2 separate regions of the Homo sapiens genome follow, and region 2 is linked to region 1. Evidence: chromatin loops called from intact Hi-C (ENCODE). Cell type or tissue: heart left ventricle. All regions are shown on one strand. Links, peaks and the distances in the headings refer to the core of each region. The heading gives the core; the rest is flanking DNA. Region 1 overlaps CHN1 (chimerin 1). Region 2 overlaps WIPF1 (WAS/WASL interacting protein family member 1).

Region 1 (9,777 bases), core at 676-8,675:
CGTCACACTGGATCCCTATATTATCTTCAGGAGTTATGCCACAGAGATATATTATGTAATGAAGCTTGAGAATCTGATATACCAAAGAAATTTAAAAAGCACCTACTCAGCAGAGAAGTTAGAATTACTCTCCTAATTTTATAATATAGCGAACACAGCTATAGAATACACCTTGCAAAAGAAAAGGGGGCCCTTTGTTTTTCATAAAATATAAACCAAAAAAGTTACCAAGAATTCTAAAATATAGTGGAACTAATGAATAGACACATCCATAGATCCACCATATGTGTATGCCTAATAACCAAAAGTTTACAGATTAAGAGTTAAGATACATAGTATGTAAAGACGAAAACAAACACAAGACTAATACGAAAGAAAACACCCCAGAGTCACAATGTCCATGATTCTCTTTAGACTTTAGAAATACAGCCGACCCTTAAACAACATGGGTTTGAACCACGTGGTTCTACTTATAAACAGATTTTCTTGTGCTTCTGTTACCCTTAAGACAGTAAGACCAACCAACCCCTCCTCTTCTTCAGTCTACTCAACATGAAGACAACAAAGATGAAGACATTTACAACGATCCACATATTTTCAATAAATATCTTTTCCTTATGATTTTTTGTTTGTTTGCTTGTTTTGAGACGGAGTCTCACTCTGTTGCCCAGGCTGGAGTGCAATGGCGCGATCTGGGCTCAGTGCAACCTCTGCCTCCTGGGTTCAAGCGATCCTCCTGCCTCAGCCTCCCGAGTAGCTGGGACTACAGGCGCCCACCACCACGCCCAGCTAATTTTTTGTATTTTTAGTAGAGACAGGGTTTCACTGTGTTAGCCAGGATGGCCTCCATCTCCTGACCTCATGGTCTGCCTGCCTTGGCCTCCCAAAGTGCTGGGATTACAGGCATGAGCCACCACGCCCAGCCGATTTTATTATTTTGTTAATAACATTTTTTCTCCAGCTTACTTTATTGTAAGAATACAGTATACAATACATATAACACAAAATATGCGTTAATCAATTGTTTATGTTATTGGTAAGGTTTCCAGTAACCAGTGGGTTATTAGTAAAGTTTTGGGGAAGTCAAATACGTGGATTTTTGACAGACTAGGCGGGGCAGGGGGCAGGGGATATCTGCCCTCCTAAGCATCATGTTCAAGGGTCAACTCTAGTATGGTTTTATTATTTCACATAGCAAGAAAGAGGAAATATTAACATTCTAGATTTACATGGCACTGCCATATACATAGAAACTCAAATTATATTACGGCCTCTTGGTCATAATACTCTTTTTTCTTTTTTTTTTTTTTTATTTGAGACAGAGTATAGCTCTGTCACCCAGGCTGGAGTACAGTGGCGCAATCTCGGCTCACTGCAACCTCCACCTCCCAGGTTCAAGTGATTCTCCTGCCTCAGCCTCCCGAGTAGCTGGGATAACAAGCGCCTACCACCACTAATTTTTGTATTTTTGTATTAGCCCGCCACCAGCTAATTTTTGTATTTGTAGTACAGATGGGGTTTCACTGTATTGGCCAGGATGATCTCGAACTCCTGATCTCATGATCCACCTGCCTCGGCTTCCTAAAGTGCTGGGATTATAAGCATGAGCCACCGTGCTTGGCAGGTTATAATATTCTTTTACAGAGGTAAGTAAGGAGAAACTGCTTTTATTTCACTTTTTAGGTTGAAGGGAGACAGATTTTAATAACTGTTGAGACTACATATTTAGATGATGGCAATTTTATATAGATGTGTTGTCTTCTTAGACCTGGTTATTGACAGTCAGTTTTACCTTATCCAGGATGAGGGAGAGGGAGATGTGAGTTTTAACTATGGTGAGGATGGTCTAAACTGAGAAAGACCAAAAAAAACCCTCCAAAATTTTCACATGCTAAAGAACACTAACATGCTAGTACATAATGAGACTTTCCAAGTATGAGTAAAATTGGGCCATAAAAAGTGACAACAGCCAGGCGCGGTGGCTCACGCCTGTAATCCCAGCACTTTGGGAGCCAAGGCGGGCGGATCACGAGGTCAGGAGATCGAGACCATCCTGGCTAACACGGTGAAACCCCGTCTCTACTAAAAATACAAAAATTAGCCGGGCATGGTGGTGCGCGCCTGTAGTCCCAGCTACACGGGAGGCTGAGGCAGGAGAATGGCGTGAACCCGGGAGGCGGAGCTTGCAGTGAGTCGAGATCGCGCCACTGCACTCCAGCCTGGGCAACAGAGTGAAACTCCGTCTCAAAAAAAAAAAAAAAAAGACCAAATACTTGGGGAAAAATAGGTGAACATTTTGGCCAAGTCTAAGTTGGCGTAAGATTTGATGGCATTTTTAATTGTCTACAACTTCCCAACTCTGTTTCAATAAAATTAGCACAGAGTGTACCGTTTTGCAAATATTGCTAATATTTTTTTCTTAGTGCTTTATTAGTGATTACTTATAACAATATATTTAGTTGCCTTGAGACAATATGACAGATAATATTCTATGGCAGCTTTCTCAGCAGCTATGAATCTTCTTATAATATGGCAGTGGAAAATAAAATGAGCCTATAAAACTCATCACTGGTTTGAGCTCTTTAGAAAACAGACAGCATGTAAAGTGTTAATAAATACAGTATGAAATATACCAGTTCATCTCAGCTTAATATCTCAGCATTAACAATAAATTATTTTTATAATTTGAAAGAAGGTGTATATTGCTGTAATTTAGGGAAACAGATTTGAAAGAACACAAGGGTTTAAAGTATTAGACTTTATTTCAGTTCACATTACCATTTCTGTCTGCATTCAAATCGTAAGTCAGAAAAAGTACTGTTCAATGGTATTTATTATTAAAAGCTGCTGCATTTTTTCAAAAATAGTAGTGAAATTAATCTATTATAAAGTCTTCATCTCTCAATCTGCTAAAAGTCCTATGAACTATGTAGTTTAACTGTATTACCATAAACCTGTTTAAATTTTAAAATAAAAGATAAACAAGGCCAGGCATGGTGGCTCACACCTGTAATCCCAGCATTTAGGGAGGCTGAGGTGGGCAGATCACAAGGTCAGGAGTTCGAGACCAGCCTGGCCAACATGGTGAAACCCCGTCTCCACTAAAAATACAAAAATTAGCCAGGTGTGGTGGCGGGCGCCTGTAATCCCAGCTACTCGGGAGGCTAAGACAGGAGAATGGCTTGAAACCAGAAGGCGGAGGTTGCAGTGAGCTGAGATGGCACCACCACATTCCAGCCTGGGCAACAAGAGGAAACTCCAACTCAAAAAAAAGAAAAAAAAGATAAATACGTCAACTTTTAAAAACTGTGCCTTGCCACCTAATAATTATGACAGCTGAAAACACACAGTAAGCAACATATTAAAGTTGCATATTAGGCCTGGCATGGTGGATCACACCTGTAATCCTGGAGCTTTGAAGAATTACACTTTGAAGGTTCCTCCTAAGGTGGGAGGAGTGCTTGAGCCCAGAACTTCGAGACCAGCCTGGGCAACACAGGGAGACCCTGTCTCTACAGATTATTTAAAAATTAGCTGGGCATGGTGGCTCGCACCTGTGGTCTCAGCTACTTGGGAGGCTGAGGTGGGAGGATCGCCTGAGCCCAGGAGGTCAAGGCTGCAGTGAGCAGTGATCACACCACCACACTGCAGCCTGGGAAACACAGTGAAACCCTGTCTCAAAAAAAAAAAAAAGTTGCATGTTTATCTTAAATGTACTCTTACCAATGAAAAAAACTATTTTGGGACAGATCTTTTACAAATTATCTAATATTAATGTAAATAACATACATCAATTTTCCTTCTTCCCCTGGTACAAACAGATAAGACCTGAAAACACTGGACTTTTTCTATTAAGATTTTGATCAACCTTTAACTAAAAATTATTTCAAAAAAAAGTTTAAAAATTGTCATATGCCTCTGAAGATCAATTATTATACTTGAATAAAGGTAAAAGAAGAAGTTTTGATTAGAAGAGTGACATGAGAAGGCATCTTGAGCTGAATAAGGTCTCATCCAAATGAGTAAGTTCTGGGATCTGTGTGTTCAATCACTGCTCTTTCCTTCCCATTGCTCCTGACATTGGCAGACTTGGTGTGTGCGGGGTGTGTGTGTGTGGTGTGTCTGTGTGTGTGTGTGTGTGTGTGTGTGTGTGAGAGAGAGAGAGAGAGAGAGAGAGCGCGAGCGCAAGAGCAAGAGTGCGAGGTCGTGGGGGGGTGCGGGGGGGCGGGCAAGATGGAGAGGGAGGGAGAAGAGAGGAAGAAATAAACACTAAAAGAGAAAGCAAGAGCTCCTCTGTCTGGAGAGACCTAGGAACAGCAGATCTTCCCCTACCCACTCCAATCCCCACCAACCTGTCCCGCCCCTGCAAGAAAGGGGCTTGTGGCTCTCCAGAGAACTGCAGAGCCATGTGTCTGGAAAATTCAGGATGACAAGCCTTTAAGTATTCTGCAAGTGTCCCTACTGTATAGCGATGTCTGTTGCCCCCTTTCTTTTTACCACTGTATTATTAATCCATCTTGTTCCTTTTCTTGTTCTTTTGAAATAATCTATCCTTTTAACTTCAACTAAAAAAAATGAACCGACACGCCCAGAGAAGCATTTCTCTTCCCAGGAATATACAATAACTTTAAAATATCTAGTCAACTTTTAAACATTATGATAAAAGAAACATGAATTGCATTTTCATGGCTCTCATCTTTAATTACATATGCTGTACACATATATAATGACATCTTTATAACATCCAAATTTGAGATACAAATCTCAGAATAGTAATAAATACCATCCAAAGACTTAAGAGGCAAAATCATCTTATAGGAACAACTTACAGGAGTAGTAAAGTCAATTTCATCAAAACATTTTTTTCAGAATTAAATATTATAATAAGCAATAAGTGAAATGTCATATAAACCACTGACTGCATCTTTTAAAAGGGTCATGGTTTAATATATTCCATTCTGTAAAACAATCATTAGGGTGAGCTTTTTGGTCTACTACTTAGTGACATCTATTCAGCAACCTTCAAAACACAAGCTAGTTTTTAAGTGGAGGACTAATATGTAAACGTCCTATGAACTTGGCTAACCCACCAGGGTCTGAAAGGGAGACCTGAACAAAGAAAGGCTTCCCTTCACCAATTCCTTGCTAACAGCCTAGAAAAGTCTAAAAGAAGAGAGAACAGCTCTCAGAGCAGAAGAACCCATCATTTTTCCTACCTTTAGCATGGTCCCCCCAGAAGGTTTCTGTTTCCAGTTGACTACTGGACACATGACAACATTAAAGGGGCCAGAAAATCAACCTGGATTATAACAAGCCCTGTGTTTATAGATACTGTTTAGTGTCCCTTCTCCTCTGGTTTGAAAGTTAAAAGAAGGATAAAGAGGTTTTTATAAAATATAACAGTATAAATGTAACTGTAATTTCACAGGAAACTTTTGGGAAAAGATAAGCTAGCAAAAGGAACCAATTCCAGAGTAAGTGATATACCTGCCCTTGACATGAAACAATACTGCAGGAATACATGTATTTTTTCTGTTAAAGCCTGAAAATGAGATAATTAGTTAACAAAAACAATATATAAGAGATCTGGAAATGTTAACTGTTGATAACTTGATTAAAGTATTATAAAGCAATAGAATAACTTTAAAAATGCTTTATATTTCTACCCTGGAAATTGTTAAGCTACAGGAATACCATGGTTTAGGGGAGCTATTTTATTCATTTAACAAATATTTTCAAGTACCTGCTATGTGTGAAGCACTGTGCTAAGTTTAAGCACTGCGAGGAATACAGAAATGAAAAAGAAATGAATCTTACTTTAGAGAAACTGTCAGTCTAGAAAAGATGACAAAAATAAGATACATAACTATTACGAAAGAAATGCATTCACAAATGTCATGAGAGATTCACAGAAAAAATGATACAGAATTCAGAACATGAAGGGACTCCTTCTGATGGGTGACAGAGGGCAGAGGAAGAGGTTGCAGAACTCAAAGGAAAGGCAGAGCCACAGAAAGAAAGAAGTATGAAAGCCATGCAAAGACCAGTCTGCAAGTTAGCAGCTGGTTGGGTATCAGAGGCAAAGAAAGAGAGGATGGAAGAATAAACACAAAGAATGTGGGGCTGGAACATGTGGCGTCTGAAGTGTCTATAGGAAATCCAGATAGAGCTGTGGAGTGTATGGAAGGGCAGGCTGGAGATAGATAAAAGACTTGGGAATCATTCACACGGTGTTCACTGTTGAAACCTACATGCTTCCAAAAGAGAAAAGAAGGTCAGTTCTTGAAAAGCACTGACATAGAGGGGATCAAACAGAACAAACTGAAGCATAGGAAAGGGAGGAAAAGGAATAGCGGCAGAAAACAATGTCTCAAAAGACGAGAGAAAAAAGTTTTAAGAAGAAAGATGTAATCAAAAACATCAAATAGTGCAGAAAGAACAAATATTCAAACAAGCCACTGGATACTGGCTCCTAATGGATAAAGCACTTCCAGTTGATCAGAAGCAAATATAAGATGACACTTGTGACAAGATGCTCTCCTTGACCAAACTTTAGTCAGGCTTCTCCTAGGCCCTCTTCTCAACCAGGCCTCCACCTTGGCCCACGCCCCACCAGGCCTGCATAGCCCAGTTTTACCAAGAAGCCTGCTAAGTCAGTTGAGAGAGAATCCCTCTACTTTTGATATCTAATCACTTTTTTTTTTTTTAAGAGACAGAGTCTGACTCTGTCACCCAGGCTGGAGTGCTCACCGAAGCCTGGGCTCTAACACCTGGGCTCAAGCAATCCTCCAGGCTCAGCCTCCCCAAATAGCTGGAACTACAAGTGTGTGCCACCATGCCAGCTATTTTTTTATTTTTTGTAAAGATGAGAGTCTCACTACATTGCTCAGGCTGCTCTTGAATTCCTGGCCTCAAGCAATCCTTCAGCTTCAGCCTCCCAAACTGCTGCGATTACAGGCATGAGCCACCACACCTGGCTCCAATCACTTGCTAGCTAATGGAATTCCTCAACCCCCTACCCTTGTTATATGATCACACTGACATGCCCTCAGTAAGAATCCTGTTATGTCAGTTTAGCAATAATTCCCCCACCCTTGATGTCTCCTCTTAGTAACTGTCCATCCACCACCCCCACAACCTGCTTCATGGTTATAAATTCCTGCTTGTTCATGTTATATTCGGAATTGAGTCCAATCTCTCTCCCCTATCACAATAGTCTGGACAACCTATCATGATTATCTTAAATACAATCTTCTTTGCTGCTTTAACAAGCGTTAGAATAAGTTTTTCTTTAACAGTTGTCAATCTCTCCTTTTTCACTAGAGATGAATGACATTCACAAACACCTAAAAACTAATTATTATCTGTGGCACCGTGGCTGGGAAGAGATGAAAACAGACATGTAGAAAGTGGAAGGGGAGCATACAGAGACTTCTCTTTCAATAAGTCCTTGGTAATGGGAGGAGCACCAAAAAAACACATGACAGTGCTTGAGAGGGTACCAAAACTAAAAAAAAAAAAAAGAAAGAAAAAGGCTTTACCATATGGAATGGCAAATCACAGCTACAATCAGAGGGAAACAACCCAAAGGAGAGGAAGAACCTAATGACACAAGACAGAGAAAAACAAATTCCCATGATTATTGTTTCAATCTTCTTGCACTGAATCTTTTTGTAAATTGCCTCAAATTCTTCCTAGAAAAACAAGAGGCATTAATAAATAACAGAAATAAAAGGTTTTTTAATCCATTTAAAAATGTTAATGTTTAAACTGCTGTTTATATCTGCTCTTCTCACAACCATCTAAAAACTAATAGGAAGGTTCCTGTAGCAGACAAATTAATGAAAGATTATGTTGTTTTTATTTTCAGACCTCGAAAAGGTTAAATTAGCCATTTTCATACTGAATTCCTATTCAGTTTGATTATGTTCCCTACTGTGAGGGTAAAACATGAACAAACCAAGCTAATTTATGTACAATCCCTTTGTACCACTGAAATGAAAATGAACAATAGTTTAATGAAGTGGAATTTGTTATCTAATTATGCCAAATAATTTAGAAACATCTGCTGGTGGTTAGTAATATTAGAGTTAAACCTCACAGAATTTGATCCAGAGAGATTTCTATTTTATTCGAGCTTTTGTGAGCTTACAGTTGGGGAATCCATATTAGAATATAGAACCAAGGGATGACAGAATGACACATTTACTAAATTTTTAAAAATGCACAGAAAATGACGAAAGGAAAACAGGGAGTCCATGTCATATGGATCTGGGCCTTACAGTCAACTCCCAAATTTAATAAATACAGTAGACTCCATAACATCCAACATTTATTGAGTAGCTGGTATGCAGCAGACACTGTGGCGGTTGTTAAATATACAAAGAAAAAAACCTATAGCTTTCCCATTAGGGAACTTCATCCAATGGGGGGACACGAGACTATAAACTATTACGTCACCACACAATAAGTGCTAGGGCAGAGATGGGTAGTATAGGGCACTCTGGATGCAGAAAAGGGGTAACGCACAAAGGAAGGCCAGGTAGAAGAGACGATTATTCAAGCTGAGTTTTGCAAGATGTGTAGAGGTGAGGGCAAAGAAGGGATAGGGACATGATGGTGCCAAAGGCTCATTAAGTAAAATTTTTTCTGGAAAGTAGCCCAGCATGGCTGAAGCACAGTCTCTAAGTGGGAGACAGTGAGAGATGAAGTCAGACAGGTCAAGGGTCCTATCTTGATAGTCTTATATACAAGCTAGGGAATTTGGACTTAATGGTGACAAGGAACCACTGGACGATTTTAAGGAGGGAAGTAAATTGTAAACTAACCAATTTCTAAGAGGCAGGTTTAAGTTTCCGATTACAGACTCTCATATAATAAGCAAGGAAAATGTGAAATAATAAAGGAAGAAAAAACATAAAAGTAAATGTTTAGATTGATTGAAGGTTATTCACAAGGTACATGTATACAGTGACAGTATTGTTATATGTTTATTCTTTCTTTCTTCATTTATTTGCTTAGATTGAGTACCTATTATGTGCCAAACATTGAGTTTACAGTCCTTGATAAATTTTAAGCGTTATGAGGGCAGGGATGTAACTGATTACAGAAATCCTTATCCAAGGTTTCACTTTTCATGGTTTCAATTACGCACAGTCAACTGCAATCTGAAAAAATTAAATGAACAACTCCAGAAAATAAGCAATTCACAAGTTTTTAAGTTGCATGCTATTCTGAGCAGCATGATGAAATCTTACACTACACAGCTCCATCCCACCAAGCAGTGGTCCCCAACCTTTTTGGCACCAGTGACCGGTTCTGGTTTCATGGAAGACAATTTTTCCATGGACGGTGGGGGGATGGGGGCATGCAAAGGGAATGTTTTGGGATGCAACTGCTCCACCTCAGATCAACAGGCATTAGATTGTCATAAGGAGTGTGCAACCCAGATCCCTCACATGAGCAGTTCACAATACGGTTCACGCTCCTATGAGAATCTAATGCCATTGCTGATCTGACAGGGGGTGGAGCGCAGGTGTTAATGCTCTCTTGTCTGCTGCTCACCTGCTGTGTGGCCCAGTTCCTAAAAGGCCACCAACCAGCACAAGTCCATGGCTTGGGGGTTGGGGACACCTGCTGCCAAGAATGTAATTCCTTTGTCCAGCATATCCATGCTGTAGACACTACCTAGTAAGTCACTTAGTAGCCACTTAAAGTGCTTGTAAGTCACTTAGTAGCCATTTTAGCAGTATCACAGTGCTTATGTTCAAATAACCC
Region 2 (9,777 bases), core at 1,099-9,098, 430 kb before region 1:
CATAGCTCATTGCAACCTCAAACTCCTGGGCTCAAGTGATCCTCCTGCCTCAGCCTCCTGAGTAGCTAGGAGTATAGGCACATGCCACCATGCCCGGCTAATTTTTAAAATTTATTTGAGACAGGGTCTGGCTATGTTGTCGAGGCTGGTCTTGAATTCCAGGGCTCAAACAATCCTCCCACCTCAGCCTCCCAAAGTCTTGGGAATACAGGTGTGAGCCACTGTGCCTGGCCATGGTAGCTTGTCTTGATGGTATAAAATTACTGTTTTCATTACTGTGTTAGATGTTTTTTCATTTTCCCATGGTGGCCTCCTTTGGGACTGTCCATGCTTTTGCTCCAAGAGTAAATCTCAAAGGAGCAAGCATGAGTAGGAATTTTCCTTGCATGCACACAGCCAGCCAAACAGCCCTATGTCCGTGATGAGGTGCATTCCAGAACCAGTGGTAGGATGGGGTTGGGTTGTACCTACTAGCTGAAGTTTTTATTAGATGTAGAATTTAAACTCACACTTGGTTCTGGGTCTAGTATTTAAAAACTTCCTATTGTATTATGTATATCTTTGTATTCCTAGTGCTTAATAAATTATAGTTCCTCAACTACTGTTTGTTGATGATTTGAATAATGTACAAATAAATATCAGGGAGTACAACAGCTCCATTAAATCATGTGGGTTTTTCCAATTATTTGCTGCTATTTGTTTCTGGAACTGATCTGAAATAGATAGCATTTTGATGTGTGACCTTTAACTTACCAAGGCAGACAGAAAACAGGAAAAGGGTGGGAGTCCCTATGACTAAAACGTTTATGTTAAGTCCATGATGGATATTCCAGGTGTTCTGGTAGGCATCTTCCTGGCCAAAATTTAAGCTGAATTTGAGCGCAACGTCTAATAACGGCTGGACTTGTTTTCCAGGGACCTCAAAGGTATTTTCTTAGATAGGTCATGTTCTGGGGCTTTTGACTCTAATGCAATGTGGGCAATGCAATGACCATGTTATTTTAGAGACATTTACAGGTCACTCAGGGAGTATGAAGGAGGCAAACACTTTGGCTCTCTTATATCTGTCACTCACAGGAAGCTGGTGGCTTAAAGTTTTTAAGACATTTGTTTTGGTTGAGTTCTCCACCAGAAGTTGAGCAAGGCAGAATTGCAAGGGCAGGTCCAGGTTTTGTGATGTCTGAAGCTTTAGACAATATAAGTTGTCCTATTTAAGAAAGATAATATAAAATCATAAATAAAAAACTAGATATGAAAATGAGTATGTAACTTGAAGCCCCAGCTAGGCACAGTGTCTCACACCTGTAATCCTTGCACATTAGGAGGCTGAGGTGGGAGCCTTGCTCGAGGCCAGGAATTTGAGACTAGCCTGGGCAATATGGCGAGACCACCCCTCTTTACAAAAAAAAAATTAAAAATTAGCCAGGCATGGTTGCGCACCTGTAGTCAGTCCCAGTGACTCAGGAGGCTGAGGCAGGAGGATTGCTTGAACTCAGGAATCTGAGGCTGCAGTGAGCTATGATAATGCCACTGCACTCCAGCCTGGGTGACAGAATGAGACCCTTTAAAATAAAAATAATAATAAATAGTTAGAAGCCAACCCCCCCCCCCCCGCCTTGCAACTGGGGGATCCTACAGCTTGAGCTTAATTAGCTTCTTATAAATGCACCTGTGTAATAATGGAAGCAACATTTTAAGACAAAGGTACTTGTGCTATAACGTTGATGAGTGGGACATTTCTAAACATTTACCAGTATGAGAAACACGTACATGCTAAATGTAACTCGACATAGACATTAAATGCCAAGTGTTCAGGCTGCAGGGAAGTGAGACTGGGGGAAGACAAAGGAGAAGGGAACTGGTGACTATTAGGTACCCAGGGAGCCTTCAGTTAGTTGGAATGTTTAGAAAACTGGGAATCCTTGAATTTACCTTCCAAATTAATCAAAACCCAAAAGATATAACTTATTGGTCATCAAAAATCTTTCCAAATACTGTTTTTTTCAAGGTTCCTGTAGGTTTAACAATTTTTAAAAAGCGAGTGTAATTTACCATGACATTGAGATTAGAAAGAAAGCAAATAAATTACTTAAGGGGGTAAGAACCTATAAAATATGTGTCTTCTCCACTAGTAGCAAGCCCTCTATGGCTTGGGTGACTGAAGTTGCCCCCATGCCTGTTTGGAATGGGTGCTGGCCTCCTTACCTGCCACTCAGAGATCACTTGACCACTACAGTCACGGTGGGGATACCAGTTAATAGGTCATTTGTGGTGAAGCTGGTAAACAGTAAGTGCTCAATAAAAACTTATTAAATGAATGAATCAAATAAATAATTCCACTTTGAACAAACGAGGCCAGACTTAAAGCAATTTTTATTCCTAAAGATTCTGCAACTGAATTTTGTCAAGACTTCTTTATTTATTTATTTATTTATTATTATTATACTTTAAGTTTTAGGGTACATGTGCACAATGTGCAGGTTAGTTACATATGTATACATGTGCCATGCTGGTGTGCTGCACCCACTAACTCGTCATCTAGCATTAGGTATATCTAAAAATATGGAACGCTTCACGAATTTGCGTGTCATCCTTGCGCAGGGGCCATGCTAATCTTCTCTGTATCGTTCCAATTTTAGTATATGTGCTGCCGAAGCGAGCACTTGTCAAGACTTCTTTGCGTTTGAGAATTCTGTCATGAATATGGCCTAGGTTTGATGGCAAAATGATTAAGAAATGAAATGGAGTTAATTTTCATTGAGTGCCTAACATATGCCAGGTATCTTGCTTGAGTTTTGCATATTTACTTATTTATTTTAAAATTTATTTTTTTTCAATAAACCACCTACAAAGCTTCTGGATGTGTATTATTTAAGCTTTGTAACCATTTTGCACTTGAGGAAGCTAGAACTCAGACTTAAATAATTTGTCTATGGCCTCACAGGGAGCAAGTGGCAGAGCCAGAATCCAAACGCAGATTTGTGAGTGCACGGCTTTTGCTGTGACGCTGTAACCTCTCATTTGGCCTGTTCTTTCCAGCCAATGTGAAAGACACATAAAACAGTGATAGAGAGAGGGGCAGGAAAGACTATGAAGATGGGACAGTACAGTGAGAAGTCACATCATTTAGGGCCTTAAATTGCCCATCTGTAAGCCCAGACGTTTGGACTGGATGACCTCTGAGTGGGGTGACCACACGGCCCCATTTTCCAAGGCAACCCAGACTTATACCTGCTTTGCCACTGCAACTATTAGCACCCCTTCCACTCTCAAAAATGTTCCATTGTGGATCATAAATTCTAAGGTTGCCCCATCTGCGAAGTTCTGGCTCTTAATTTCTGTTATTTCATACTGAACCTAATAATACTTCTCTGATGACTGAAGCACGGTAAAATTTCATTTTCCAGGCCTGGAGGTACAGGGAGGATGGTAGGTGAGGTGACCCTTATGTAGAAGTTGCTTTGCATTTCTGATATGGATATTTTTTCAATCTAGGAGCTAGTGCTCCTTTCCTTTAAAAGTACACTAGTAGATCCCCTTCTAGTGGATTTGGCTCCAGTTAATTTGGGATCATTATATAAATATTTGTTTCCTACTTCACACTAATAGTGGCTACTCCTTATTGAGTGCTTACACTAAGGCTAAATGCTGAGTGCATTATCTCATTTAATGCATATATTAATGCTATAAGATAGTTCCTCACCTTATAGATAAGGAAACAGGTTTAGTGAAGTGACTTGCAAGTAAGACACGGAGCCAGGTCTTCCTAAGCTCTTAGCCATTCTTCTATATTGAGATCTGTATGTATACATACAGCAGATAATTAAGAAAGTTATCAGACTCCTAAATTCCCATTGGCCTTTCCTGTATTTATCAGTATCCATGCCAGTCTTTGTAATTTCATCTTCCATTGCTTCAGCCATCCATCTTTACCTCCTAGTACAAACATCTGCCTCAAGTAAACAGATTTTGACTAAGATGCAGATTCTCGGAAAAAACGAAGATGGGATTAGCAAGTAGGTACAATGAATATTTACTTACTTATACAAACCTTTTTTTGTTTGTCTTTCTTTTCCACAGTTTAAAACCGAAAACAGACACTTGTTTTTTTGTTTATATTTACATAAACAATACTTAAAAGAAAAACCACCAGTTGACACCATATCATTCTGCTTTTCTTTATTGTCTGGCTAACTTACAAAGATGCAGATGTCTAGGGTAGTCTCTACCCTACCACTTACACTATCCTGATGACACAGATAGCAAAATGTGTCTGTTTACATAGTGCATGGTATGAAAAAAAAGTTTTTCTTCCTCTACGGTCCTTGACTATAAGGAGGGAAAAATTAATTTCATGCCAACATTTTTGGGGAACTTTAACAATCATCCCATTTCTGCTACTAAAATAACAAAACTGGTATTACACTTTAAAATATAAAGACCTAACAGTTTTTACAAATATGCAAATAATCTACTACTTAGACATAAAAAAAAGTTGATTTCTTTTAAATCACAAAGTAAGGCACCATTGGATTAAACATTTCTCCTGGCTTTTACTAAATAAAATGCATAGTGAAATAAATACTGAACACTGAGTTTTAATACTGTAATACATTTCAATATAAAATAAGAGGTGAATGTTAAAATACTGTATTACATGTTGAATACATTTATCTGAAAATGTTATAAAAAAACACACATGTAAGCTCTGATTTCAGGGAAGAAAAATTCATTTTTGTAATTTTCCATAGTTTAAGATTTTACCACAGAACTTATTCATAGTTTTAGATGCAATTAGGTTGCAAACTTTCAAAGAAAGGGTGTAGGTGTATTAATGAAACAGTCACTTAAACACTACATTCTAAAACAATCTATTCTGGATGAATGGCAACTTTGAGCTATCACCCTGTTTCAGATTTAGAACGGTACCTGCCAAGTTCAGATATGCAAAGGAATTGTCCAATTCTTACTACCCCTTATAAAATTCAGACCCACTTTCTCTGAGTCAGACTTTTCTCCGTCATATTTTCTAGGAAGGGCAAATTCCATCTTTTGTGAAATGGGTCATTAGGCTTTATCATAGGGATGTTTTTCACTGTTGAAATCAGATAAAAGAATCCCAAATAAATGATGCTGCTAAATTACCAAACTGCTAGAGATTAAAAAAATTTTTTTTTAAAAAGCCAACACTTTGCCAAGCTTGTTATACCTTATTATTTCTTGATTCTCTTTGAGTAAAAAGCCCAAATGACTGTATGGAAGAGAGATGAATGGTAGAGGAGAGAGGAAACACAGGTTCTCTAATGTACTAAATCAGGACTTTGGCAAGGAAGTTATAGAAATATAATATATTCAAATCAGTAACTTCATAATTTATTAGACATCCCATTTATTAGAACTCTAAGTTCTTTTGCTTTTATATAAATGAAACATTTATTCTATAAATAGAAATGTATTTTTCAGAATTTTCTTTGGGTTGGTTTCTTGGTAGCATCTCCCAGTAATACATGAATAACATACTGAAACCATGATACAATGTTTAGGTAGATATACATATACATATGTGGTCATGTGTTTTTAAAAAACAAGTAATGGTAATTTTAAACAAAACCATGTAAAATATCTAAGTGGAAATATTTTTTCCCAACTCTATAGCTAGATTTAAAAGTCCCAGTAAAATTTTGTAAACAAAATCATATAAGAAAAGGCAAGGCTGGCTCTTCCCTATGGTCCTTTAGTGGAGCTATATTTGCATAGATCCTAGACAAATGATGCAAAACAAATTCCCTCCAATTTCCACTAGCAATCTCCCTAATTCGCTCAACCCTTACATAAGCATCAGATTTAGATTTTTAGAGTTTTGCCCACCAACTCAAATCGGTTCCCTTCTTCTTCCATGTTTCTGATTTGATATATTTTCCTGACTTTTTTCCCCTCCTACCAAGCCTTCCTAGTCTCTCCCAGCCTCAGGAGCTTGCTCAGCCAGAAAGGAACAAAGGCTGCTTCCATTTCACAAGGCAGAAGTCCAGCTGACAAGTGGAGTGCGTGAGCCAGCTGGTTCTGAGCCCAGAAGTCCCGACAGGCTTTCCATTTGTTTCCAATGGCTTTATTCCACATGACTTTAGTAAACCGTACTCAATCAATTTCTGACCTTGGTACTTTGAAGCAACACTTGTATACAGATATTAAGGGAAGAGGGAAGTTAAGGGAGGAAAATCGAAGGTCAAACTGTGTGTCAAACAAGGTGCTGGGTCCTAATTTTATTTTTAGTTGCCTCTTGAATCGCTCAAGCCCATCTTGCCTTTTTTGTTTTTTAAACAAGAGGTTTCTGCACTAGCTTCCATCTTCCAGACTCGTGCTGTCTAATCCAGTAGCCACCAGCCACATGTGGCTACTGAGCACTTAAAAATGTGACTAGTCTGAATGGAGATGTGCGGTAAGTGTAAAATACACTCTGGATTTTGAAGATTCAGTACCAAAAAATAATATAAAATATCTCATTAAAATTTTATGTTGATTACAGGTTGAAATATTTTGGATGCATATTAACTTCACTTGTTTAAAATATATTAGAAATGTAAAAATTGTATATGGGGCTCACATTATATTTCTATTGGACAGCTCTGTCCTAGAGCCAAGCTCGGACTGCCAAAGATTGGACATCCTGTGACTGCAAGTTTCCAGTGAGCCCTTACTCAGCAGCTTGCTTAGGTGGTCTGTGGTTCATAGAAACAGAGAGGAGGCCAAGCATGCGAAAAAGGAACGGGAGAAAACAGCTCTCAGGGACTTTAATAATTACAGTCTGTAACAAATAAGCAGTGAATGTTTGAATTTGGTTGGTGGAAAGCTGGGATGCAAGTCATCTCTGCCTATTACGACAAAAGCCTATCGACCCCAGCAGCCAGCACAGGCAGGCTGCAGCTGAAGCAAGCAATAGCCTGGAGAATAAACACAATATGAAAAGCTAGGTGCATTTCTTACCGATTCCCACCCACACACGCATATTCCCACTCCCCCTCCCACCTTTCCTCCTGCCCATACATGAGGCACAAGGGAAGAAGCAGGGAGGAGGGTATGCAGTTCTTAGATAGCAACAGAAGCAGCTCTTGAGCTTGGGTAGAGAAGAGCAGGCAAAGATCACCTCGGGATGGGAGGGAGTGGTGGAGCACCCCTTTCTCTTCGGTTGGATCCACCTTGGTGAAAAAACAGACAAAATATAATTTTGGTTAGAAAGCTGATGTTCTCATCGTGGAAACTCGGGGATGGTTGCACGGGTACCCACTACCTCATCCCTATGACCAGGGCTGTCAGCTAACTGGCGTATGTTGTGGATGAGAAGTGAGAGGTGAAAACAAGCAAGTAATGTTCTGAATAAACATCATGGTGGGTGATCCATCACTGGCTCCCAAGTACTTGCACAAAGTTAAAAAAAATCATTTTCTTCTTATCACAGTGTGTGCTTATTATAGATTTAGAAAATATGGATGAGTAAAAACAAAGAACTCACCCATTCCTCCAGCACCCAGAGATAACCAATTATGTGTATATTTTTTACTTAGAAACAGTTCCCCGTTTTCTTCCAGAAATAAGATCATATAGTCAGTTTGAACATCTTTCGAAGGCATTACTCTTTGCAAAGATTATTAATGACAGTCTGCATTCCAAAATATGACTACACTACAGTCTACCTAGTCAATTCCCTTTTGTTGGGCATTTAGGTATCTTCTAATTAAAAATTAGAAAGCTTTTCTGACAGTAGCCATTCTAATGGGTGTAAAGTTGTATCTCACTATAGTTTTATTTGCAGTTTCATAAAAGTTAGTGATGTTGAACACCTTTTCAAGTACTCTGTCGATGTGTTCTTTTAAAAGTTATTCACGGCCCAGTTGCAGTGGCTCACGCCTGTAACCCCAGCACTTTGAGAGGTTGAGGAGGGATGATGGCTTGAGCTCAGGAGTTTGAGACCAGTCTGGGCAACATAGCAAAACCCTGTCTCCACAAAAATTAGCCGGGCATGTTGGTGTGCGCCTGTCCCATAGTCCCAGCTACCTGGGAGGCTGTGGTGGGAGGATCACCTGAACCTGAGAGGTCGAGGCTGCAATGAGCCAAGATTGCGCCACTGCACTCCAGCCTGGGTGACAGAGTGAGACCCTGTCTCAAAAACAAAATAAAAACCAAAACCAAGCTATTCATGGGCTATCAGTCCACTGTAACTAGGCTTAAAACCCATTCACATAAAAAAAATTCATTTACTACACAAACATTTGTTGAGGATTTAACAGGTGTTTGGCATGAGGTCAGGTGCTCAGATGTTGTGAACAGGTCTAACTGGGGCATGTGTCAATCAGGTAGGTCTGCTCTAACCACTGCTCTGAGACTCAGTGGGCTGGAACTGGCAGATTCCTCAAGTAGGCATCTTGATAGGGACCCTACTGGTCCACTTAGGGATTTCTGAGAAAGAACCAAATTTCTGAGCAAGGAAGGGAGTTAGGAGAAAACACTGAAAGAAGCACCTCTTCCTCTCACCATCCCAACCAAATATTTTCTTGGGCAGGCATCTGAGAAAAGACTCATCTGGATGTAAACCAGACACCTATCATGGGGCCTTGACCATCAACTGACCCGCCACAAGTGGTTAGTAGAATGAGGGCTGGCCTTGTCCAAAGCTGTAATTAGAGGGCACTCCAAGTGCATTCGGTACTGCTCAGGGCTGTCTGGGTGCGCTCTCAGGCTGTGGGCTTGGAGGCTGAGGCTGCTGCAGAGCAGAGGAAAACTTGGTACTCGACGGTGCCTTATTTATTTTTGTTAGATGATCCATTATCATTATAAAATATTAAACATGCCTAATGCTGGAAATATTTAAGGCAAATCTACAAAAAAATTTTGGTAGACTGTGGAAATTAATTCACCAATTTAAAAACTACTTTTAGGCGAGGCATGGTAGCTCATGCCTATAATCCAGTGCTTTGGGAGGTTAAGGCAGGGGACTACTTGAGGCCAGAAGCTCAAGACCAGCCTGGGTGACATAGAGATATCCTGTCTCTATAAGAAAATTTTTAAAAAGAAATACTTGAAAATGCCCTTTATGTTTCAGGCTCTGTGCCCCTCAAGGAAGGTGCAATAGTGAGCAGGACACAGTTCTAGTCCTTACATTGCCTACTCAAGTCTTAAAGGAGGATGGGAGAAGATATATGCTTAGCTATTCCATTAAAGATCTAGAGGGTACAGGGAAGATGGTCTATTACCAATTTAAAAATAGAAATAATATTTAGAATAAGAAGCAAATAATAAGTTAGGAAAAATATTTGGAGTCTATATGAACAACTCCTTAAAGTCAATTCATTTATTGGTGCCCAAGAAGGAAGAAGGGCTGTACTCTTATCAAACAGAAGCCCTTCTTCTGGTGCACACACACACACACACACACACACACACACACACACCATTCAAAGATATCTGTCCCATGTGAAAACTTACTTTTCACTAACACTTTTTTTTTTTTTTTGAGATGGAGTTTCGCTCTCGTTGCCCAGGCTCAAGTGCAATGGCGACTTCTGCTCACCGCAACCTCCACCTCCTGAGTTCAAGCAATTCTCCTGCCTCAGCCTCCTGAGTAGCTGGGATTACACGCATGCGCCCCTATGCCCGGCTAATTTTGTATTTTTAGTAGAGACAGGTTTTCTCCATGTTGGTCAGGCTAGTCTCGAACTCCTGACCTCAGGTGATCTGCCCACCTCAGCCTCCCAAAGTGCTGGGATTACAGGCGTGAGCCACCGT

The links. A loop is a pair of places that touch in the nucleus more often than their neighbours do. Peaks named below come from ENCODE experiments on the same cell type or tissue, not always from the same donor. Only the 100,000 strongest peaks of a DNase experiment are listed, where the experiment ranks them.
Region 2: a loop joins it to region 1, with 4 times the contacts of the local background. A loop is called at or near these places in 3 of 110 quality-filtered maps.

What each region holds. Positions count from the first base shown.
Region 1 is chr2:174,986,111-174,995,887 of GRCh38, forward strand. All of the region lies in intron 1 of CHN1 (chimerin 1), which reads right to left. Among named protein-coding and RNA genes, the nearest start is that of CHN1, 14 kb to the right of the region's middle. In heart left ventricle, for the core only: a CTCF peak has its summit at 4,332; no DNase peak of the experiment used is centred there.
Region 2 is chr2:174,555,410-174,565,186 of GRCh38, forward strand. It overlaps WIPF1 (WAS/WASL interacting protein family member 1), which reads right to left. Exons shown (of 8, transcript NM_001375834.1): 8 at 4,165-7,193. The coding sequence ends at 7,138. It also overlaps the pseudogene RNU6-5P. Among named protein-coding and RNA genes, the nearest start is that of WIPF1-AS1, 15 kb to the right of the region's middle. In heart left ventricle, for the core only: no CTCF peak of the experiment used is centred there; a DNase peak (open chromatin) is centred at 6,052; H3K4me3 peaks cover 256 bases; H3K27ac peaks cover 1,164 bases.